2 separate regions of the Mus musculus genome follow, and region 1 is linked to region 2. The links are chromatin loops, found by intact Hi-C in ENCODE. Cell type or tissue: left cerebral cortex. All regions are shown on one strand. Each heading gives the region's core, and the rest is flanking DNA. Links, peaks and the distances in the headings are about the cores only.

Evidence for each region. Peaks named below come from ENCODE experiments on the same cell type or tissue, not always from the same donor. Only the 100,000 strongest peaks of a DNase experiment are listed, where the experiment ranks them.
Region 1: a loop joins it to region 2, with 2.6 times the contacts of the local background. A loop is called at or near these places in 3 of 42 quality-filtered maps.

What each region holds. Positions count from the first base shown.
Region 1 is chr19:54,527,341-54,540,309 of GRCm38, forward strand. The region is part of intron 1 of Gm31301 (a long non-coding RNA gene); the gene reads left to right. Among named protein-coding and RNA genes, the nearest start is that of Gm31301, 68 kb to the left of the region's middle. In left cerebral cortex, for the core only: a CTCF peak has its summit at 6,717 (motif pointing left); a DNase peak (open chromatin) is centred at 6,722.
Region 2 is chr19:55,046,258-55,059,226 of GRCm38, forward strand. No RefSeq gene overlaps it. Among named protein-coding and RNA genes, the nearest start is that of Gpam, 47 kb to the right of the region's middle. In left cerebral cortex, for the core only: no CTCF peak of the experiment used is centred there; a DNase peak (open chromatin) is centred at 7,091.

The DNA.
Region 1 (12,969 bases), core at 1,924-9,923, 520 kb before region 2:
TCACTGTATAGAGAAGGAGTTAGGTTCCAGTTGTGTTACAATGCCCACTTCCTCTGAACCAGAGGAAGCTTATGAAAATTACACAGGAAAAGAAGGTCTAAAAGAAAGTACCATTGTACAGATTTGCCCATTGGGCTATAAGGTGTCCAGATCCATACTACACAAAGAACTGCAAGGAACTATGAAATACTAAGAGTGAGAGAAATGGCCTTTCCCACAGAAGAGCACACCAATAGGTTACCCAATAGCAAATGATTAGACCTGAAAACATATACATAAGTAACCTGCAGACTGGCCAGTGTATTTATGTATTTAGGAATATATAGTATATACACATACATATATGCATGTAATAATTAATTTTTAAAGGAGGCCATGATTATGGATCAGACGAAGGAGGGTTATTTGGGAAGGCTTGGAAGGGGGAAAAGGATGTGGGGAATAATTTAATTATTGTATGACCTCAAAAATAACAGAAATGATCTTTAAGGAAATATCTCATAAAACAATTCATACTCTTGTACTCAGTGTTATGCAGAACTGAGAACAGGTAGAACATGTGGATTCTTGGCATCCAGGGATTGCTGTGGCTCAGCAAAAACCAGAAATCAGGACCTAGTCTGACGTTTAGCCAGTGAATAAATCCCTTACTAATGCTCAATTCAGTGGTCGGGAGCCACCTCCCTCTAGGAACTGTTAAACTACAGCACTCTTCCTGTTCTAGGGTTATGGTATATATTCTAAGTAAGAAAGCATGGCTGCTTCTTCCTAGAGCTGGAGCCACTTCCCAAGCCTTTCCATGCATCCCAGAGGAGCAAAGAGGAAATGCTTTGGAAAGAGCACAAGACTTGGATCCTCAGCATCTGTGGACCCTTGCGGTGATGCTTTGTCTTCTAATAAAATAATCCCATCACTCATTTGTTGAGAATGCCTGTCTTAGATGCCTGGGGGCTATAGCCCTGTATTTTCATCATGCATTTTAACCATATAAGAGAGACAGAATAGTAAATGCCCACATTCTTCATCCAGCTTCAATCGTTGTCTTGACTTAGCCCACTGTTTTTTATATATGAGGCTCCCCTTTCAACTAATTATTTCCAAGCAAATCTCAGACCTCATGTCTTATGCTTCAGCGTGCATTTTTATAAAATACAGATATTCTCTCTAGTGACAAAAATGTCATTGCAAACTCTTACAAAATTAACAACAATTCATGATTTCTTTATCCATTATTCCCATATTTTCAGACTGTATAAGAAAATACAAGTTTACAACTGACTGGATCCAAATGGTCCCTACATATAATCTGCGCACTGGCTAACTCTCTTTGGGTCCTTTAATATAGCACAACGATGATCCTATCCTCCTTTGTTCTGTTGTCTAGCTGAAGATAATGTTTTAGAAAATTCACATTCTTGATTTTTCCTGCTTATTTATCTGTGATGGAACTTTGCTTGTTTCTCTACCCTGTATGCTCCTCAGATGTTAAACTTTAGCTTTAAGGACTCAATTACCTGCATGCTTAGCTTTTCATACGAAGGACACTTCACACATAATGCTGTGTCTTCATTCGCATAACTACAATGTTGGGAATCCAATTAAGGGCCCTCCAAGTGGTACACAAGTTCTCAACAACTGAGCTAGAGATCCCCAGCCCAGCACCACAGATTTCATCGGGCTTTGATCAATAAAAATTTCTGGATACTTGTGTAGTACTCACACTTAAATCTAGCAGTGGGTTTAGATGGGAGGGATCTTACCACCCAGAAGGACAGTGGGATGGGAAAAGCCAAGGGAGAAACAGGAGGGCACACAGGTGAATACAGTCACATTTCCTCATCTACCCTTTTGTCAGTGTGCATCTAGACTGACATCTATACTTAATATACTTAAAAGAAACTGTCACCATGAAACCCAGCACCATGTATACTGAATATAATATCCTTCCCTTCCAGAAGTGAATATTTTCCACATATTTTAGAATGTTCATTTAAAATGTCATTGATAATCTTTAATTATTTCATTAGCACTTACAAAATGGTGATTTTTCTAATTCTGACATTTCTTCAATCCTCCTACCTTTATTAACTGAAAATTTTCAATAAAGAGTTTTCTTCCTTAATGAGGACTACTTTGTCATATTACATAATGCTTGCCTGAGAAAGGGGGATGAAATATTTAATCATTTTTCACAACTGTCAATTTTCAGAGCGACAAGTTAATTCCGAGACTGATAATGAGCTAACTCTAGGCTTTTGTGTGAGTATGGTATTTTTTTTTCCTACCACATAACAAACCTGCATGCTTTTATTTATTATCTGAAATCTTTGTCAATTAACAGTTACTTGTTTTGATGTTCAGATGATCTTATCTTTGAGCACTGAGAGCCTTTGTGAGCTGGCTCATGTGTTCTTTTGATGTGACTCCTTACTGTGACACTGCATTTTTGTGATATGGTTTTAAAAGCAAAAGGTTCCCAGGCACATCTCACACCTTTCCTGACCTGATCTAGAGTTATAACGCTCTATTATTTCTCTGGATTTGTTTATTATACGTCAACTCTCCTGTTTTAGTTCAGTTCTGTTTCCATTTCAGTTATGTTGCTGGGATAAGACCTGGCAGAAAGCAAGAGAATATTTTAGCTTACAGATTTAGACTATAGTCCATCATTGTGGAGAAGTCAAGGCAGGAACATCAAACAATTAGTCACATCCACAGTCAAGAGAAGAAAGGAATGTGTGCACACGTGATCATGAGTTTCTTCCTACTGCTCAGCATGCCATCTTCATTATTACACTGGTCAGGACTCCATACCTAGGGAGTATGCTACCTACATTGGGTTGGGTCTTCCTACATTAATTAATTTAGAATCCTCATCATCAATATTTTGACATAATGCAAACAATCCTCATAAGACTGTCTTCCCAGGTGATTCTAGGTTGTGTCAAGTTGACAGTTGTAGTTCACTGTCATAGTGACTCTCCTGCCTCTCTCTATGCTGCATCAGGATTGCTTTCTGAATATTTTCATTGTGGGTTATATTTCTAGAGGTTCTAACGCTGACATGATGGCACATAGACATGCAGTACACCTTGCTGATACAGAAACCATCTGATCCAGCTATACCACCTCTTGCTGTATATACTGAAAGGATTCTAAGGTAGTACACTACAGAGATACTTGTATGTCTATGGTTATTGCTACACCACTCACAGAAGCCAAGATATGTGCCAGTCTAGATGCCCACTGACAGAAGGGTGGATAAGGAAATGTGACAACAGATCCATAATGGAGTTGTAGTCAATTATAAAGATAAGGAAGTGATGACAGTCATAGGAAAATTAACAGAACTCTAGAGATTCGTATGTTAAGATGAGCCAAGCCAGACTGAGAAAGACAAATATTACATGCTTTTTCTTCTCACATATAGAATTTAAACACATTCTCTCTCTCTCTCTCTCTCTCTCTCTCTCTCTCTCTCTCTCTCTCTCTCTCCCTCTCTCTCTCTCTCTCTCTCTCTCTCTCACACACACACACACACACACACACACACACACACAAACATGCACACACACACAAATACAAACACAGCAGGATAAGAAAGTATAAAGGAGACTATGAGAAGAAAAACGAAGTATACAGGGAAGGCTAGTGGAAATCAAGTTGGATAGTAGACTGAATATGTCATGAAAAGGGAGCTATTTTTAGAGAAGTAAGGGACAGCAAGAGTGGGTGGGGACAACTGAGTGAAAATATAATATAAACAAGGTGGGATGAGGTATGCATATGAGAATGTCAGAATGACACATCTTTATTTATACACTAAGAAGCTTCTGTTTGCAGTAATTGGTGATTATCAATCATCAAGACCCAGAATGGCTCATAGTACCAAGATGAAGAGCCTGAGGAAATAGTCAGCCTTAAATGGGATAGCTACATCATACCCTCACTTCTCAAGGATCAAGGATCATTGTGTAGGAGGGAGCAGAGAGGTAAGAGCCAGAAACACTGGAAGACCACAAGAAAATGGTTTTCTACACCAAGCATGGAAATTGCACACATGAACTTACAGCAGTTATACCAGCATGCACTGAACCTGCACAAACTTAAGCCAGACAAAATTCTAGGATAAAAAGGGAAGATGACACAAAGTCCCATCCCTAACTAAGAATCTATTGGGAATTGATAGCTAGTAGGAAAGAGAGACTCTGTTTTCCTTAAGTATATCCCTTCATAGACTGACCATGCTCCCATGGAAGGCTACTCACCCAAGATCATATGGGATGCACAAATTGGACTGAGATTTTTAAATGATGACAAACACGGGTTAGTAGGAAACTAGGTGTGGATCTAAGAGGAGTCGGGAGGGAAAGAGGTAAATTTGATCAAAACACATATTACAAAATAAATATGTAAACATGTAATTTTCAACTATATCTGCTTTGCACTTGAATACTTTTAGCTTCCTTAAGGTGGCACACAAGGCCCCACATCAATGGCATCACTGGTCTTCCTATCTTCAGTCTCTTTTCTCCTGCCTATCCTGCTTCATAGGCTTTTAACGTTCTTCTGATACCTAATGCCTCCCTGCCACTCAGACATCATCATGCTGCCACCTATTCCCTTCTTCCCTCTCCACTCTGCTCACTAAATTCCATTTCAGATTTGGCTCTTCATTTAAAAGGCTCTCTTCTAGAAGGCCTTGCATAAGTCATCCTGTGAGTAGTGTCTCCTGGGGAGTTGTGTTAGCAGAGAGGCTCTTGTTTCTTCTTTTACCTGGCTTTCAAGTTCCAAAGAAAACTCTATGTAACTGATTAACATATTAACTGCTGGGGCTTGAGAAACTATGAAATGGTTGAAAGCATTGGGTATTCTTCCAGAGGACCCAGGTTCAGTTCCCAGTACTCACATGGTGGCTTATAACCATCTGTGACTCCAGTTCCAAGGGATCCTCTCTCTCTCTCTCTCTTTTTTAATTAGGTATTTTCCTCGTTTACATTTTCAATGCTATCCCAAAGGTCCCCCATACCCACCCACCCCCACTCCCCTACCCACCCACTCCCCCTTTTTGGCCCTGGCGTTCCCCTGTACTGGGGCATATAAAGTTTGCAAGTCCAATGGGCCTCTCTTTCCAGTGATGGCCGACTAGGCCATCTTTTGATACATATGCAGCTAAAGACAAGAGCTCCCGGGTACTGGTTAGTTCATATTGTTGTTCCACCTATAGGGTTGCAGTTCCCTTTAGCTCCTTGGGTAATTTCTCTAGCTCCTCCATTGGGGGCCGTGTGACCCATCCAATAGCTGACTGTGATCATCCATTTCTGTGTTTGCTAGGCCCCGGCATAGTCTCACAAGAGAGAGCTATATCTGGGTCCTTTCAGCGAAATCTTGCTAGTGTATGCAATGGTGTCAGCATTTGGAAGCTGATTATGGGATGGATCCCTGCATATGGCAATCACTAGATGGTCCATCCTTTCTTAGAAATGGGAACAAAACACCCATAGAAGGAGTTACAGAGACAAAATTTGGAGCTGTGATGAAAGGATGGACCATCTCTCTCTCTCTCTCTCTCTCTCTCTCTCTCTCTCTCTCTCTCTGTGTGTGGATGTGTGTGTGTGTGTGTATCTATGTCATGTATATATGTATGATCTCTTGGAACTATTTTCTGTGTTTTTTAATCTATAAGCATATATTTTCTTCACGTTGAACTTGACTAAGCAAGTTATACATTTTTGGATTATTTGAATCACAAGTGTAGGGAATATATAGGAATTTTACAAATTCTGATACCACCCAAACATTACAGATACCCTTGTTAATTAATATTTATCAATTATTAATTCTATTAAGAATGATTATGCATTATTAATAAATATATGCTTGTAGATGGAATACCAGCTTTTATGTTGTGAGCATCCAGATAAGTAGCAGAGTTCCCCTGGACCTTCTTGTTACAGTTTTCCATGAAACTTGTTATTTAGCTGCCCCAGCATTTCTCACACTGGTGCTGTGTCAGTATGTATTTGTGTTAGTATTCTGCATGAGGCCGCGAGTTCTACTGGAGAAGAAAAGCTTCCCATGAAGCCCAGTGGTCTCCATCTTGCAGTAGGTATTCAGTCAGTAGGGGCTTATTCAACAGTATTAGATTCTTTATTAGTAGCTGTTGAAATTCTGGGAGAGAGGCACCATACTATGCATGCCTTTGTGTGTCCTTCTCAGCTTGTAGATTATTTGAGTCATTGTAAAGGATTTATAAAATGTTGGTTGAATGAGTAGTTATTGTTCCTAATCAAGGCATTTAGTTGCACTCACTATAAGAGTAAAGCATTTCCCAGCATACCCTACCTCTGTGCCCTGGATTCTGAGCATGAGGAAGTCTTCTTCCTGCTACCTCCTGGTACATCTGAATGTCCATGCTCACCTCTACCCCAGCAACCCTCAGCTCTATGTAATTCATTGCCAAAAGATTGGTGACTGTGAAGGTGGGCTTTGAAGCCTGCCGAACTTGGATCTGATTGCATTTCTTGCTGTGCAGCTAAGTCCAGTATTTGATCTCCTTGACTTTGTTCTAGGACTTTGGAAATGTTGGATCCAATTTTCACAAAACCTCTACCTCATCCTGAGTGGCATGGCTCTTAGGAAGCTGTGTAAGTACTGCTATGAGTCCTTTGCATCAGCCACTTAGTGACAGAAGAACTCATATCCATTCCATCCATAGCCAGGAGGGGAAGTCTAGTGCCACCTACTGCAAGCAAGACAAACTGTCTTCTTTATATAAGAAAATAAACATAGTCTATGATGGCAGTAATAAGGTGTGCATGTGTGTGTGTGTGTGTGTGTGTGTGTGTGTGTGTGTGTGTGTGTAGCATATGTATACTGTTTACACCTATATGTCACTGTATTCCTTTGAGAAAAGGTCCCTCACTCAATTCGAGGCTTACTGTTTTAGCATGACTATCTGGCCAGCAAGCCCTAGAAGTCTTCTTGTCTCTTCCCCCACCATCACTGGAGTTACACATGATACACAGACATACCCACCTTTACAGAAGGGTGCTGGGGTTAATGTCAGCTGTTTGTGCTTGAGTAGCAACCGTTCTTACTAACTGAGCCATCTCACCATCTCTGACAGATACAGTTGAAACTCTAATCAACTTTATTATGAACTTTTGGTGCATAGAGAACTATTCACTTCATTTATTTTAATTTAGGACAGAGCTCTCACAAGCATGAGTGAATCAGCAGATGTTGAATCAATCAATTACAACATCAGTGATAAAAGTGCTTAAAAACTAGGGCCATAGCTTCTTCCATATTTAATATATTGCTTTGGAAAATTCCATGTCCAGAAAAAAGGACTGACTGCTTGTGGAGTAGGATGGGGCAGGTCAGACTGGGGAAGTGCTTGGTGTCTCAACAGCCACCCATCTAGGGATGTGGTTTTAGGCCAGCGTTATTTTACTCGACGTTGGAATCAAGACAACCCACATTCAAATTCAAGCCTTGGCACTTAGAATCTGCGTAATTCTGGATAAATTGCACAATTCCCTGAGTCTTATATCCTTTATTTGTAAAGTAGAAAAATTATAAATACTAAAATACCAGGTTTATAAGGTTGATGCAAATAGATTGTTTAGTTCATGTGGTGGTTGACCTTGGTGTTCAAGTTGATGTGAGTTACAAGCACCATGACAACAAATCTCTGGCCATATCTGTGAGGGATTATTTAGATGAAGTTAATTGAGGTAGGAAGACCTCTACCCTTAGTGTGGGTGGTTCCATTCCATGGGCTGGAGTCCCAGACTGAATATAAAGGAGACAATGAGCTAGGCACAAGCATTCATTACTCTGCTCCTTGCCTGTGGATGCAGTGTGACCAGCTGCTTCACCTCCTACCTTCCCAGCTATGATGGACTGTGCCCTAAGCTATACAGCAGAATAAATGCCTCCTTTATTGAGTTGGTTTTGTCAGGAATTTTCCTGGGGAGCATGGGAATCAACTGAGAAGCATTGCTGGATAAATGGAAGTAACTCATAATTGAGGTGCTTTGGAGTGCCCACTTCCATATGAAACAGCTATCAAAGTGCCACTTTGATAGGATTTTCTCCATAAAGATGCAAAGGCACAGCTCAGGACAACCAGTATCTACACATCTATGTATAGAATGACTTATCTAGTCTCTAATAGAGCTGTAGGAAATGAAAGGGAAGATAGAAATGTCAGGAAGGACAGGGGAAGTGACGTTTGCTCTGGGACTTGAAGAATGAAGAGAAGTACAACCAAGATGAACAAGGAGGAATCAGAGCAAGAGAGAGACCTCAGAGGCCTCTAAGTAAAAGATGTTTGCAAGGGATATAGAATTGCCTGACGCAGGGCAAGTTATGGAATGTTAGATGGGATGAGGTTCAGTGCATACAAGGTCCTGAAAGAAGACACAGTGACTCAAGTCTAGCTGGCAAAGACAAGATTAGGGACAGATAATCTTCAGTAAGGGTCTTTAAGCAGGTATTGGGTGTTTTTGTCTTTCTACTGTCTATAGATTACATTTCTGTCAGTTTGACACAAGCTTGAGTCAAGAAAGAGGAAATCTTAACTGAGAAAATTCCCTCATCACATGGACCTGTATGGAAACCTGTGGGGCATTTTTTTTATTGATAATTGATGTGGGAGGGTCCACTGTAGGTGTTGCTGCTCCTGGCCAGGTAGTCCTAGATTGTATAAGAAATAAGACTGAGCACACCATGGAGAGCAAGCCAGTAATCAGCACTCCCCCACAGCCTCCGCTTCAGCTCCTTCCTCCAGACTCTTGCCTTGAGTTCCTGCCCTGAAAACATCTCAGGGATGAACAGTGATAGAAAATTTTAAGTGATGTAAACGCTTTCTTCCCCAAGTTACTTTTGCTCACCATGCAATAAAGAGGAAAGTGAGTCATTATTTTTCTAAATTCTGAAAACCAAAACCTAGTTCACCTTAGGACATGACTTCAACCTGAAGTTTATCTCCATGTGATTTTGATGGCCCTGATCACATAACCCCATGCTATTTCTTTTGCAAAGGTAGTCATTCGATCCACACTAATTGGTTTAATGTTTGGAATACAACTATGTAAGTTAGTACAACCAAAGAGTCAAACCCTAGGACTACTCAAAAAGCTGCATGTGTTAGTGACAAAGGCACACAATTAGGAGGAGCCAGAGGTTACCACACATCCAGTAAGGTGATAGAAAAAAAGAAAAGGAAGACATACATGGGAAGGGAAAAATTAAATACTCAATATGTAATTTTGGATTCAGCCATGCCTGATGAATGTTTCAATTCCTAAACTTCTCCTTTACTATATCTTCTGCTTTCCACTATGGTGGTTGACTTGCTATTGACCAACTGACCAATGAAACATGGATGATTGAAGTTGATAAAGAACATGGTGACACGCAGTTGTAATTCTAGCACCTAGGAAGTGAGGCAGAAGAATAGTTGAGGTTCAGGGGCCAGAGTGTCTAGTCCAATTGGTATGTCTCTGGGACCAGTGAGAGACCCTTTGTCAAAAAGTGAGGTAGATGGCTCCTGAGAAATAACACCCAAAGTTGACCTTTGGCGTCTATATGTACAAGATACAGGTACATCCATCCATGCAAATTCATACAGTACTGCTCTCTCTCTCTCTCTCTCTCTCTCTCTCTCTCTCTGTCTCTCTCCCTCTCCCTCCCCCTCTCCCTCTCTCTCTCTCTCTCTCTCTCTCTCTCTCTCTCTCTCTCTCTCTCACACACACACAGAGCATTTGCCTTTTCTAACCCATGGGGCTGCTTCACTGCTACACTTGAATTATTTGAAGTTATTAAGCTTTTCTCAGAAAAAAAAATGAAGGATTTCTCTTCCATAAATTAAGCCTTCAGAAATGAATGTGGTAATCCTGCAGAGGAAGAAAGCAATAGACTCCACAGGTAGGGAGAAAGCTACTGTAACTAATTTGCAGTTAACCTGTAGCAAATTGAATTTAAATCAATAGAGCATATAATTTTTTAGACAATAAGATCTAAAAAGCATCTGTATCGACTTTAAATCTGTTCCACAGCCTTGGCCTATGTTTCCGACTCCACACTGAATACCTAAGAAGAGGGAAAGAAAGAAGAAACGGCCCTTTCTACCCGACAGGTTTAATTCCAGGCCCCATATAGCACCCTATATAGAAATCAGCATGCCCTTGCATCAAGCCCACAGCTAGGCAGCTGCAGAGAGGGAGACCTGTTGCTCTGAAGGACGAAGCTGGAGGAGGGACAAGTGCTGGCATGTCTGTTCTCAGAAGCTCCTGCTAGGACCACACTGCTTCTCAGTTGACACACGTGTATGGGACGCACAGAATCACAGGCAACGTAAACAAATGTTCATGAAAGGCACAGCACAGCCTTTGTTGTTTCTTTTGTTTTGTTTTCCTTTCTTTTTTGTGAGGACAGAGTCAAGGAAAAGAAGTCAACTCCAGGAGACTTCATCATAAATTATGAAGCCTGAAGGCTCTGATTAAAAGGAAAATGCCCGTTCACAGTTGACCAGGACATACAGGAACACATGTTCTCTGTCTGCCTTCTGTATCTGCAATGGGAGAGGTGGATTCAAAGGTAGCTGAAAGACACCACCTACATTGCCTATTATAGAGTGGCTTAGTTAAGGCTTCTATTGCTATGGGGGAGGAAAGGGTTAGTTTGATTCATACTTCCTCAGCACTGCTCATCAATGAAAGAAGTCAGGACCAGTCCTCAAACAGGGCAGGTCCTGGAGGCAGGAGTAGATGCAGAATCCATGGAGGAGTGCTGCTTATAGGCTTGCATACCTTGCCTTCCTCAGCCTGGTTTCTAATATAACTTAGGACCACCAACCCAGGGATTGCCCTACACACAATGGGCTGGGCCCTCCTCCATCAATTAGTAATTAAGAAAATGCCCTACAACAGGATCTAATGGAGGCATTTTCTCAACTCAAGTTCCCTTTTTGGTTTGTTTGTTTTTTTTGTTTGTTTTGTGTAGGTAAGTCTTGCCTGTGTCAAGTTGACATAAAACTAGCCAGTGCACAGAGCAAAACTCTCTGGAATGTATTTTCTTTTTATTATACAGTATTATTATAACAGAAAAGCAGCTTTGTGGATTGTTATACTTTTTTTTTTAATTTTAGAATTTAACTACATCACTTCTGACTTCCTGTTCCTCCCTCTAGCCCCTCCCAAGTCCCCCTTCTTTCAATGTCTCTCATGTCCCTTTCTTCCAACCCCTTCCCTGTCCCCCCTAACTCCTTTTCAAATTAATGGCACTTTTCATTATAAATACAACAAAGCTGATTCTGGCTTTGATAGAACCTAGTGAGGAAACCCCCACTCAATTCCCAATCTGGTGTGCACCCAAAGAATCATGAATAGACCACCCTGATGTAATTACATGAGGTAGTTTAATGACGGAGCTCTGGACCAACATGCATCCCATACAGGAGATAACAGATGTCGGCCACGAGGCTCGAAAGCTAGGGGTTTTTATGGGGTAAGGGGCTTAGGGGTGTGGAATTCAGCATAGCGACACACTATTGGCTTATTCAAACATCAGCAGAAAAATTACATGTACGTGCAGGGTGTCAGAGTTCTGTGAGTTGTTGACTCAGTTCAGATAGCTCTATTATGTCCTCACATTCCTCTTTATCTTATGGTCAAGCTGTTCCCAGGAATGTTTTAACTATTGGGGCATACCCAGGTTTGTTTTTCTTTTTTCTCAGCCCCAGGCAGCCTCTAGGTTCACAAACAACCAGCAATTTCTGAGGACTTTATATGACTTACAGGTCTTGAAATTTCATCTTTCTTTCAGCTTGTGTGTATGAGATTTTCGTACTGACTACTTTGTCTTGGGTAACCAGCTAAGGGTCTCATCTCTGGGAGAGACTAACTCTTCTTTCTGCCTGTATTGCCTATAGTTCTTTGTCTAGGGGTGGAACCCCATGAGATTTGTCCTTTCTTGTTAGCATATCTATTTCTATAGTCATTGTTGGGTCTTCCTTGAGATATCATGGGTGTTATTGTTATTAAATAAAATATAAGAAAAATGTCCCTGTGATGGAATAGAACTTGGTTTATAAGAAACTTGAAAATCTAGTCACAACACACATGAAAGAAGAAAGGATTGAATAAAGTTTAAAATCTGTGTTCTTTCCAGTCACCCTCAATGTCAGGAGTGGGGGCCTCCAAGATAAAACATGACAACAGTGGGATCCTTGGAACTGTCTCTAACTTAGATCATTAAACCTTAGTACATTAGAATCTTTTATTATAAGTTCAGAATTCTAGACATGAAAAAAACAAAAAAGAATTCTGGACATGAACCTGAAGATCTAGTAATTAACTCTTCCTAGGCCAAGATCCTAAGAAAAATACCCCACAATTTCCTATTTTGTTTTGGTATTCATACTTTCAATTTTGATACTCATTGTCAAGTCAATAAGGGCAACTTACTATAATTTCATTGCCTGAGGAAAATAACTTAAAATGTTACAATTTAACAAAATTTGATTGGAATGTGATTTCAAAATGTGTAATTAGCTTTAGTCAAGTATGTTAAATATTTTTAAACCCCTTGGGTGTAGTTAAATTGAGCTCTGGCTTGTTCTGAAATTTCCATATTTCATAAAATGGTGTCCATCTTTGGAATGAATGTTAATAAAAAACAGGAATGTCTGGGAAGGGTGCAAATCAGGTAGATGGGAAATGCACCATGCAGGATTATTTAGATAATATTTTAAGGCTAAAAACAATAGGCACCCAGCGATTACTTTTTTAAGTAGGGGCCATCAAAAGTTCACATTGCTTTTTAGCATTCATAAAAACTGTTCATGGTGTCAGCGTTTGGATGCTGGTTATGGGGTGGATCCCTGGATATGGCAGTCTCTACATGGTCCATCCTTTCATCTCAGCTCCAAATTTTGTCTCTGTAACTCCTTCCATG
Region 2 (12,969 bases), core at 2,958-10,957:
CTCTACTTTGTGGAGAGGGAAAAATAAACAAATAAACAAAAACAAAAACAAAAACAAACCTAGCACAACTCCCAACTACAATTCTGTATAAACTTCCCCAGGAAGCTTAACACACACATGTTGGGGCTGATGAGATGGTTCAGAGGGTAATGATGCTCGATGCCAATCACAACTACTTGACTTTGATGTCAGGGACCCTCGTGGTAGGAAGGGGGAAGCAGCTCCTAGAGTTGTTCTCAGCTCCACACACATGCCCTGACAGGCACATGCACACACATAAATAAATAACTACAAGAAGATTAATTTTTGAGAACACATATTCAGTTCCTCTGCTACAAATGAGTTAGAACGTCTAGGAAATGCTTCCCAGCACCAATTATTTCTTTAAAAGAACAAGAAACTGTTTGAAAATAGCTCAAAGCCCATGCCGCTGTACAGCCTCCAAGTCTAATTTAGGAGGCTGGAGAGAAGTCTCAGTGATTAAGAGAACGTGTTGCTCTAAAGGAGGACCTGAGTTCAGTTTTCAGCACCCACATGGTAGCTCAAAAACATCCCACTTGTAACCTCAGTTCTAGGGGATCTGATGCCCTCTTCTGACCTCCCAGGGCATGCACTTATGCAAGCAAATAGACATAAGATAAAATATATAAATCTAAAAATAAATTTCAAATCTAAAACTTAGTTTAAAATTGTTATGCAGAATCCAAAACTTTCTATGGATGAAGGAAAGATCCCATAAGGGCTGGATTAGTTGGATGTCTTTACTGCAAACAGCCTCTCACTAGTCCGTCATCTAGATACGGATAATAAATACAATTCTGTTCTTTGTCTCTGCAAAACTCCAAACACAGTGCCTCTAGAAAACGCAAACTTGGTTGAGTTTGGAAATTTGCAGACAGCAAAGAGTGAACGTATTTAAAAGATAGGGGAGGCATCCGCAACCAAAATTACACAGTGCAATCAACAAGACGAAAACAAAGGAAGGCTGGAATCAAATTCTATCTGGGCATGCAGAAAAGTGCCATGTGGTTAAGCAGTTTTAAGGGGAAGAGGGATGGATGTGTTTCCAAAGTGGTGGTTTCAACGTTGCCTGGAATTACCTCAAATACTTTGTGTATGGAGGAGACCTTAGCTCTCTCAAGCAAAGGGACATCATCTTCTGCTGACTTAGCCCATTATGATACAGAATAGGCCATTAAACCAAAATGAACATGACATAAAGATAATTGCATATCTTATTTAAAACCTGTTCCAATCACCATCACCAATAATAATAATAATAATAAAAGGTCTAAACTTCAAAATAATAAGGACAGGCAGAGAAGCAGTAACTTCTTGTGCCAAACAGCATGGATAACTCAATAAAACAACAGCAGCTCCAGCTCCTTGCTGTAGACCTCCTCGGAGAATCCATTTGCTTCAGTCTGTCACCTATAACAGAGCAGAGCTTATTACAGACACCTGGGAAATCATGTGCCTCAGTAGGATTCGTGACCAAAGCTCCTGGTCAAGGCTCACTAGCAAAACTGAATGAGCAATGGGCAATAATCTCTACAGTCTTGCTTGTACAGAGAAAGTAGGAAAGAGACAAAGAAAACAGTAAGAATTCAGTGGGTTTATTAGGGCAAGGGGAGTCTCTTAGGAAGACTTCAACATTGCACATAGAATCTTTCTCAAAGTGTCTACTTAGGGATAGTAAAATTCTACACAGAGCACCCCTGCTTCTGCAACAGTGGAAAGAACACCTAAGACAAAAAAGGATGGGGTAGTCAGATAATGGAGGTATTGGGAAATTGGGAGTGTTTTAATGAAGAGACAAAAATTTACTTTTAAGGATGCCATTATTGTAATTCTGCATGAAATCCAAACAGTGGGAGCCCTTTTCTTAATCCTGTGTTCTCCAGTCATTTGCAAGCTAAGCCACTCCAGAGATATAAATGTCATTCAAGAAGTTACTCCCGAGATCGTGACACCATTGGGGTGATAGATTATGATGCCAAGAGCTAAATGCAGAAAGTCTTCTACCGATGAAACAGAAAGCACAGTAAATACTACATAAATACCACATATTGCGTTAATCAGTCGATCAATCGATGTCAAGTGCTAGACAAAGCCCTGTGGATCTCCATGATAAACTGTGGCTTAAAAACCAAAATCAGGAAGAATCCATTGAAGGACGGCTTTCTACATGGCCCGCATCTGCTTTGAACACATAATTCTCCAAACTCAAAGTCAGACACAGGTGACATTTAAAGAAGAAAGATGTTGCAATTTCCAGACAGGGAAGTATTTGTCTTTCTCTAATTAAACTTAGTCACTGCATTGAAATAAAGCCATAGCTGGGCCACAGTGCTTGTATTTCACTTACAGCTAGGCTGTGCAGTAAGGATAATGTTGCTGAGAACAAGCTCATTGCCAACAGGCCAATCACCATTCCTTTTAAAACAAGCTCATTGCCAACAGGCCAATCACCATTACTTTTAGAAAAGTCACTGCTGCGACCACCAATGTTTGCTGTAACTAACAGCAAATTAGATGGTGACACTTCCTCTTTTATTTGAAACAAAATCTTGCTATGCAGCCCAGGGTTGCCTAAATCTTACAATCATCCTGCCTCGGTCATCCACGAGCTGAAGTTACAGGTGTACACCACTACACTCAGAGACTTAACCCAAGAACTTTCAATAAGACAAGAGGCTATGCACTTTGTAGCACACACATTTCTTGAGTACTTGTTTCAATTTTTGAAAGATTTGGGTGACCAACCAGGGGGCATTCAGGAGCTGGACTTAAGCCCCCTACACATTTGCAGGTTGGTCTTCACGTGGGATCCCTAACAAGGGGAACCAGAGCTGTCTCGGTCTCTGTTCCCTGCCATTAGGTCCCCCTTCCCCCTGCCTGGACTGCTTGCTTGGGCCTCTGTGGAAGAGGATATGCCTAGTCCTGCTGGAGTAGACATTCCAGGGTGGGGTGGTACCCAAAGGGGGCTCCCCCTTCTCTGAGGAGAGGGGAGGGAACCACATGGGTGGAAGGATTTGTATAACTTTAATTTTTTCAAAGCCTACTTTTAATGATGGTTCTTAAACACTTTAACCTCCCTTCTAGCCCACCACCCACCAGAGGTAGTGTAAAAGAAAGGATATTATGATATGGGGTAAGTGAACCTCGGTTCACAAGTCAGCAGCTGGATCCACTCAAACCCTTCACGAATATGCCACAGTTTAGTTCAGTGGTGTCGGGAGAGCAGCGGTGGTAGCAGAATCTAGCAGGAACAGCTAGGCTTCAGCCAAAATGGCATGAGTCAGCAGGAGGGACCAGGACCAACAGGAAAGCCGTGAAAGGTTCTCTGTAGTGCCTCTCTCAGAGAAGACTCAAGACCAACAAAACATTGCAAAGCTAGCTATATAAGCCAGCGCCTGTCACAACCCCTTGAGTTCTACTTATACTCCTTCCAAACATCACCTGTCCTCCACCGATCTTGCCTCACCACGTGTCTTGCCTCAGCACATGAGTCCGTCTTGGCAAAACTCCACTTGAGTCTGTTTCAGCTGACATCACTCCACCAATTGGCCGGAGTCTGAGGAAGCTGCAAAAAGCCGCAGTTTTTGATGTGTTTCTCTCTATGGAGTCCTGACAAATGCAGCTCAACTATGCAGTGTAAGGCGAATCAATAAATGCATGTCATTAGAAAAACAATCCTTCATCACATGTTTTTTTTTTTTTCACGTTCTTGCTTTAGCAAAACATCCTTTCACCTGTGTCTGCTTCAGGAAAACTCCTTCATGTGTTTGCCCCATCAAAACACCATCTAATACAACTGACTTTCCAAAGAATCCATAAGTTTTTACTTAAGATTTGTAAGTGGAGGACTGGGAGGAGAGGAGGGAAGGAGGGAGGGAGGGAGGCTCTGATCAGGAGGGCAAATGAATTTTAAAAAAATAAAATAAAATAAAACATTATCATACAACTATTCAGGATGTTTTCCCATAAATAAGCAAAATCACAATTCCAGAATGCGATGCTAAGGAACTGAGAACTTAGTGTGCCCAGGACTCCTTGTTTCCAGCATCCTTTGTAAGTGTGCCCAGGACTCCATGCTCCTCTGCACTGAGGTTCAGAGCACTCTCCACTTATTCCCAGTCACACCATCCATAGGCAACAGCTCCATTAGTCTACAAACATTCACTGAGACACAGTGGTGAACGGTGGACCCATTAGAAGTCTGCTATCTCTCCCCTGTTCTGCTATTCTAGAAACTGAAGAGTTTCAACATATCCTCACCAGGCTTCATTCTGTTTCATAAACACAAGCAAGGACACACTTAGCATCACCGGCCCGGGATGAAGACATGAGTCAGAGTAGCCTGTGGGTTCAAAGTACACTGAGAGTGCACTGATGGTCTCCATGTGCCAGGAGACTTATACAGACCACTCTGTCCAACTCTGAGAGTAGCCTGGGAAGCAGGCATTGTAACTTCCACACTTTCAAGACAGAAATGGGGGCTTGGTGACGTCTCCAGACACCATCGATCATACAGAGAATACATGGGGGTGGGAAGTGTAGAGGGGTTATCTGCAGGAACTCTCTACTTTGGCCTTGATGCAGTAGAGTCTTACAAGGGGGAGGATAAAGACTGGAGAAAGAAAGCAGCAAGTGTTTAGTTGGCATAGTTTTTTTAAATATTTTATTGGGTTTTTATACCTTTTTCTTCTCTTCCAACCCTTATTCCACGCTAATCCCTTTCAAACCCCGCCCCCGTCACTAAGATAGGAAAGAAAGAAGGTTAAAGGGGAAGGGGGCATCGTATTTCTTGGAGCAAGTCCAATCTTCATCATCAGGATCACTCCAACTTCTCAGCAAGCCGTAACTGCAACCAGGACCAACAAGGATCAGCAAGGACCAGCCAGGACCAGCAAGGGCCAGCAAGGGCCAGCAACAGCCTCTTTCTTCTTTGGAATGCCTCCCACCCTTCTCCGGGTTCTGGCATTTATTTCCTCTCCAAAGTTCCGAGGATTAAACTATCTGCAGTTGACAAAAATGACAGCCCTCCTAGAGCATGAGACAACCATAGCTAACAGCTGTGGACAAACTGAAGCAGCCCCATACCCCACCCCTGGGATTAAAACGTAACATAACTGATTTTTTTTGAAGAAATCAAAACTCCCACTACAGTATTTCAGACAGGAGCTGAGCCTAGAGCCAAGTCCAATGGAGAGGTGTGCACAGGATGAGCAGTAAGACCATGCCCTCCCATGAGACTTCTGGATGAGGGCTGGAGCCGTGAGCTGCACCTGTCCACTGAGCTAGGAAACAGAGAACCAACTTAACACTCTGGGATTATCTGATGTGCAGAGGAAAACAGCTCAGGCAGTAAGACACTTGGTTTTATAACATGTTCAGTGTCCAGTGAAAATGCTGGCTGTGGTGTCAAATGCGTGTGATCCCTGCACTGGAGAGCGGACACGGGTGATTCTGAGGCTGATGGGCAGCCAGCCTAGCCTACTTGGTGAGCAGCATTTCCCACTAAAATGGTGAACAGCTCCTGAAAAAGGACCCCCAAGGTTATCCTCTGGTCTCTACACACACTCACTCACACACAAACACACACACACCTGAATGCACACACTCACTCACACACAAACACACACACACCTGAATGCACACACTCACTCACACACAAACACACACACACCTGAATGCACACACACACACATGCACACATATGCACAAAAAGAAAACAGTAATAGTCTGGTCACAGGATAGAAGATGGACCAGAGGACTGGGTGATAAAGGAAGCCAAACAGACTAGGTTGTGGCATTCAGTGCTGAGGGAGGGACCAGGGTCTTTTGATGCAGGAGCCTGTGTGATGTCAGACTCTAGAAAGGACATACAGAAGGGAACAAGAGGAGGAGGGGAGGGGAAGGCCACAAGATCATCTTTGAGTTAGTGGACTGTCAGGCTCTGTGGAGCATCTAAGTGGAGGCATATCTAATAGGCTGATGGATGAAGAGGCAGCACACACCAAACACAGTGATGGGGAAAACCAAGGACAGAAGTGCCCTAGCTTCCTGGTGTGCGATGGTGGGGAACCTGTGCTGTGTCCCTGGCTGAGAAACCTTGAAGATGTGGGAGCAAAGGGAAGTGAACGTTCTCAGTATCACCCCCTCGGGAGCAGCAAAGAGTCCCTTCTCCCAGCCACACTTTGCTCTCCCAGTGGATGGTATTCGACCTTCAAGATTGTCGCCGAGGATGCCCTGTCCATTTGGTCTTTGCTCCTTCAACAAAAAGGGCAGTAGGATAAGTAATTTTATTTCATTGGTCCTGACCATCTGAAGCAAGCGGTGACAGGGTAACCTAATTCTTAGACAGAGACAGAGATAGAGGGGTGTGTGTGCGCGTGTGTGCGTGTGTGCATGTGTGTGTGTGTGTGTGTCCCCGCAAATGGGAATCTAAATGTGAACCTAGGAAAAGGTCACAGGGTGTTCCTGTGGCCATTTAGTCATTGATAACTCCACGCCTCCCTACAGATTTTTTGTCCAGATATTCTGTTGTTTACAATCACACATGTGATTGTTTACGTGACATTTGACTTCCTGTTCTGCTCAAGCCTCTTTGTGTAACTACAGCATACTAGCTGACATTTAAAATTTAGTAAAAGATTTTTCAACACCCACTGTGTGTCAGGCACCAGGCTCAATCCTAGGGATGTGAGCTGCTGGGACCTGATTCTTACCGTTGGTTGTTTACAGCCGGTGACGGTTCCGTTATTGTCTTCTTGGTTAACTAGGACTTGGTTCCTACTGTCAGGTTGTTTACAGCCAGTGACGGCTCAGTTATTATCTTCTTGGTTAACTAGGACTTGTCAGGTTGTTTATAGCCAGTGACAGCTCAGTTATTATCTTCTTGGTAAACTAAGGACATTTCTGATTCTGATTCTGTTTCAGAGAAACTTCCCTGGTCTCTCTGCACCAAGCCCTGAAGAGTCTCGCTCTAAAGCCAGACACCCCAGGAAGAGGAAGCTCCCACAAGACACCTGCTGTAGACTGAGCCACCCTGCCACCATCTTGATGAGATCTGCTGTGTCTATTTTAGAGTTTGTCATGACTGCTGGCGTGTTGGCATGATGTGGAGTGTTGACATTCCTCACAGAAGAAGTACGTGGGCAGAGTCATTGGATCCTCACTTCAGCTTCCAGACAGTCTTCCCCATCATTTTGAAGAGATTCCACCCTAATTACATGTGCTCTCAGGGTCTCCAGAAGGTGTCACAGCACGTGCTGGGAAGGCTAATGGAGAGGAGACCCACTCCATCTCTGTGGCTATAGGGAAACCAAAGCCCACACGGTGTGACCTTTCCACCACGGCTACTTTGGGCTCACAAATACACCTGTACTTAACCTCTTCCCCGTGCTCCTTGTGAGTGTTCCCAATAAATGGATCAGTGGAACTGAATTTTGGCTTGTCAGCATGACCTCAGAGGAACAGATAGATGTTCGCATTCCCCCAGGGGAGTGAGGGATTAGCAAGAGCTTCACACAAGGTAGAAGTCAAAATGTTTAATGCACTTTAAATTGATCTTACAGGTGATTATGGGTGGTATCCATTTCAATTCTTAAGCAAGAGGGTGTCCTTATTCCTTTACAAGTCTCCTTTGCTACTGTTTTCCTTTGGGCTTTGTGATGTTTCACCTGTATCTATCCATACATGTATCTGCCTACCTACTTACCAAACACACATATTATATGTGTGTATATGTATATGTATATGTATAGGTATATGTATATACATATATATGTATATGTGTGTGTTTATATATGTGTGTATATATAGTAGGTAGGCAGATACATGTATATATTTCTCTATTTCCCCAACCCTGACACACACCACACACACACACACACACACCACACACCATACACACACACACCACACACACACACCACACACACCATACACACACACACCACACACACATACACCACACGTTTTTTTTTAATAGGTTCTTACTGTGTAGCTCTGGTTGGGCTGGAGTTCAATTCACCTATTTTAAAAGATACTGCATAATGATTTTTCATATTTATCTGAATTATACAATCATAATCACTCTAATTTCAGAACTGTTTTGATATTGTCAAGAAAGACCCCATATACAAAGCAGATGTAGTCCTTTCTTCCTTCTTTCCACACATTGAATATAGCTGATCTACATATGTCTGTCTGTCTACATAGATTTTTTTTTCCCACAGTGGATATTTTATAAGATAGAATCCTACATTTCATTTGTCTTTTTTTTTTAACCAAGATTTGCAATTACAGAGAATAATATATTTAAAGTTTACTCATGTTATAGAATCTATCAATAATTTCTTGTAAAGGCTAGCTACTATTCTATTGCTGGGCTAGAGCACATTTTGTTGATTTATTCATGGACAATGACTTTGTGTGGGCTTGTTTCCTCTTTGGCTATGATGAATAATGCTGCCATGAACAGCCATCTATATGTTGTCTATATACCTAGGTCTAAATTGCTGGGTGATAACCCAAATGTGCCCACTCTTTTAATTTATCTTCTGTTTGTTTGAATATTAACCCTATATCTAATACATGGGTTGTGGATATTTTATCACACCCCATAGGTCACCTTTGACCCAGTTTTCCAACAGTAATTTTTGGTGCACCAGTTCCTTCTCCATGACTGTCCTTGATATCCATAAAGATCAACTGACCATATCATGAATGTATTGCTCGACTCTTCCGTCCCATCTGTCTACTTGTCTGTTCTTCTGCCAGCATCAGGCTATTATTATTTAACCTTTTGGGGAACAACAAGACTGTTTTCAAAGACACAGGACTCTTTGTAATTCCTCCAAGAAATGTGTGGGGTTTGTGTTTTCTCCTTACCCTTCAGCACTGGTCCATCTTTTTGTTGTAACTCTCCCAGGAGGAATGAAGTGGAACCTCACTGTGCTGTCGATGTAAATTTCCCTGCTGGCTAATGACCCCGTGGCATTGTGATGCTAAAAGTTCTGAGGTGTGTTTCATATCTTATTTGTTCCCTACATTAAAATAAAAAACTGTCTTCTTAGAACTTACCAATATAAAACTGATCTATTAGATCTATCGGGCCCCTTTGATATCAGGGAGGGGAGGGGATCATTAATGATGTAGTCGATATAAGTTGTGTATGGAATATGCTCATGTTCTTAGGATTCCAGAAAGAAAGAAACCACAAGTACCCTTAACGTTCTGTCCTTTAGAGAGGGTCAGGCCAAGACCCCATTTAAGCAGGAACTCATTTTTCTAAACAACAAGAAAAATGGAAATTGAGAGGAGCAAAATATAATATTGTGAATAGACCTAGGGTAGATCTAGACTGGAGTTTCAAAGGGTCCTGCATGCTAGACTAGAGATCAGATCACAGGGAAGTCTCTGAGGCTGTAAACCCAAAAGCAAATAAGGATACAGAGCATGTTCAACCTGCAGCCGGGGAAGCTGCAAATCAGGTGTCACCACAGGCATGACCATGACCTCTGTTCCAGGGCACAACGCTATGTGCCATCTTCTCCCAACTTTCAGATAGCCTTCCTGCCCATGAGGTTAGTGTGACTCATCATGCATCATAAGAAATTACAGAAGCCACCAGCTAGATGGCGGAGAACTTAGAGGAGGCTCCGAAACACACAGTTTAAAGGCCTAATGCTCAACTCTGCGATTTATTTATATGTGGCCTTTATCATTAAGCCCAAGTTTTAAAAAAGTTAAAAGTCACTGTTTAAGATGAGACTTGTCATTGAACGGATTGCCAATTTATGCTGAGTCAGCATGCACGTTCCCAGGAACCCTTGCCCTCCCTTGTCACATTTGGGGCACAGTGTTCCATTGTTGATGTTGTACTCACACTGGATCACATGGGCAATCTTTACAGAACATCGATGCCTTGCCGCTGCCACCCAGAATCCCTTTGCATCAGTTTCAAGCTACAGCCTGAACGTCAAATGTTGAAAACCTCTCCAGATAAACCAGGCTCAGGACAACTTAAAAAGGATGCAGTGAAACCCAGTCAGAACATCTTTAAGATGGAAATACGTTTTCATGCCAACTACCAATCCAGCTCGTCACTGCTCAACGCTGCACTTCCTGAAGGATCACCAAACCTAACCACTCGCCCACAGTCAACCTTAGAGAAGCAAACTTCAAAAGCTCAGGCATAAAACCCTGCCACCTTGCCTGGCAGCTCACCCTAAACCTGGGCGATTTAAATGTTCTCTACAAGTATGAAATTCACCAAAGTAATGAACAAACTCCAGAGGTGGTGGGGTCTGAACCTCTCATTTTACAGATGAGAAATCTGAGGCACAGAACAGCATCTTCAGTCCTGACGGAGAGCCTGAGTGTCCTCTCTCTGCTGCCTTTGAGCAAAGGATGTTTGGGGGCGGGGGGTGGGGGGATGGAGATGCACCTGTGGTCAAAAGTTCATCACCAAAATGTTTGTTGTTCAGGAGATTGAAAGTTTCCACGCCAACCCAGCAAGGCCAGGTGGCTTCCATTCCTTCAGTTCACGTTCATCTGATTAAGGGTAGGTACAGTAATTAGAAGCAGGCAAGGACCCAGGAAATGAAAACCTCTAATACAATTCTGTGTGGAGGGGTCAGCATCCACCATGGCAAGCAGCTGGGACTCACGGTCTGGCCTGAGGGAAGCAGAAGGAAGCGCATTCCACGCGTAGGAAAAGCAGTTTAAAGACAGATTCCCCCCAGGTCTCAGTGTTACAGCCCATTCTGGATAGTGAATGCCAGCTCGGAGCCAGACGTCATCCAACCTGGGAATGACAAGGGCTGTGCAAAACTCACTGTGCACGCTTGCTTGCTTCCCTGAGTAGATACCAAGTGCCTTGTCTTTACATTATCCTTTATAATCCTTGAAGCCACTCTATGGAGGTAGTGCGTACCCCCATTTGGCAAAAGAAGTAACTGAGGTTTAGAATGGCTGAGTTGTCACCTGTCTGCACCCAAATCCCACCGGCAGGAGTAAGGCCAAGACTAAAAGCCACACCCATCTGGAACCAGAGTTCTAGCATCTCCTATACCACACCATCTACCCCTTTCCACATCAGCAACCTTGGCTCTTAAAGAAGATCAGCCTCATCCTGACAGGTGAGAATGCACAGGAGCACCAGGGTCCATTAGAACAGATGCTGGACAGAGCAGAGTGAGCAATGGAATGCGGGCTGTGCCTTACTAAATGCATGGCCCTCTCTGCGGCTAGGAATGTGCTCAGAGAGTGAGCGCAGCCATCCCAGATGCTGCAGACCCAGGCCTCTGCGGTGTTGTGGCCCACTACAAGGAGACCCCAGGTCCATAGCTACTTTTGAACCATCTGGCTCAGTTGCCTGTTACACTGCCACGTCAGCCAAGCACAGGGCCTCCAGCAGACACAGTTTAGCGAGTTCACAGCTCAGTGATTCTCTAGATGAATTATCTGCACTCTAGTGCCAGATTTTCCCCAAAACCAGCTGCAGGTGGCTTCTCCTGGTTGCCATCTGTCTTGTCAATAGGACATGATATATAGATCACCATTTTTCCCCTCTGGTACCCACCAGCTGGGCTGTAGTATGTAGTAGTTGTGTAGTAGTTAGTAACTGATCTCTCTCTCTCTCTCTCTCTCTCTCTCTCTCTCTCTCTCTCTCTCGCTCTCTCTCTTCAGTCTGTGTCTTGACCAAACCTTAATGAAGGAAGGATTTGCTCTGGCTCAGTCTATGGTCCATCACTGGAGAAAGGCTGGAGTGTGAGGTAGCTAGCCACATCCTGTCTTTAGTCAAGAAGAAGAGAGAGATGAATGCTAGTCCTGTGTGTTTGCTTTCTTTCTGTCTCTTTTTATTAGTCTTAGGTCCCCAGTTCACAGGATGGTGGCATCTAAATTCAGTGTACGTCTTTCTCAGTTAGATCTCTGTGGAAACATCCTAGCAGGGCACCTCCCCCCAACCCCCAGGTAACTCTCAATCTAGTGACATTGGTATCGGCATTAACCAGTGCATACCCCTGGGTCCTTCCCTACCTCTGCATTCCATTCCAAACTTTCTCATTGGTTCAAAACTTCATAGTCTTTGTGACTCTTTTTAAGCCTAACCTCCTTTGCTCTGCCTGTCACATACACAATTCAAGGTTGGAATGCTGTTTTGTCTATGGGGTTGGGGGAGAACAGTAGAATTCTACCTCCTGAGTGAGACCAGCTTCTGTTGCCCTAAGGTTTTCCAGGAACCTCAGGAGACACTTTTGAGTTATTGATTGCCTGTCTTGGACAAGAAGCCTAGAAGAGAAGCCAGAGAGCACAGAGCAAAGGCTTTTGGAAGTGACCAAAGGTGTGGAGAATCACTCTCAGACACAAATATATGCAAACACACACACACACACACAAACACACACACACACACATACACACCCACACACACATGCTACTCAGCAGGCTGCCCTTTGATTTGTGCTTCCAGATACCACACTCCAAAACCTCCAACCAGAATGTGTTCAAGCCTCAAGGATCACACTCACCAGGTTACCAAAAATACAGGGTGCACTGACAGCTCGGGAGAAAGTCAAAGACTAACCACATCTTTGTCTGTATCCTAACTTGGACGGACTCTTTAAAAGGGGAGAAGGTAACTGAACATTGAACATTGGCTGGAATTAATGCACATGTTTTAGAAGTGATCATGGGACTTGGTTCTTTCTTTAAAAGTCCCATCATCCTCCACAGCTTGAAATATTTATGGGTGAAATGATAGGATATGGGAGATTATCTTGGAGACCGTCCAGAGGTGGGAGAGAGGCAGGGTATAGCTGGGAGGAAACTGAGCTCGGTTTGCCAATAGTTGGCGCCCATGACTGGACTGAGGAACCTGGCAACAAGATACTGCTCTTACCACTCTGATACCTGTTTGGAGCTTCCCATGATGAACAGGATCTTTTTTTTTTT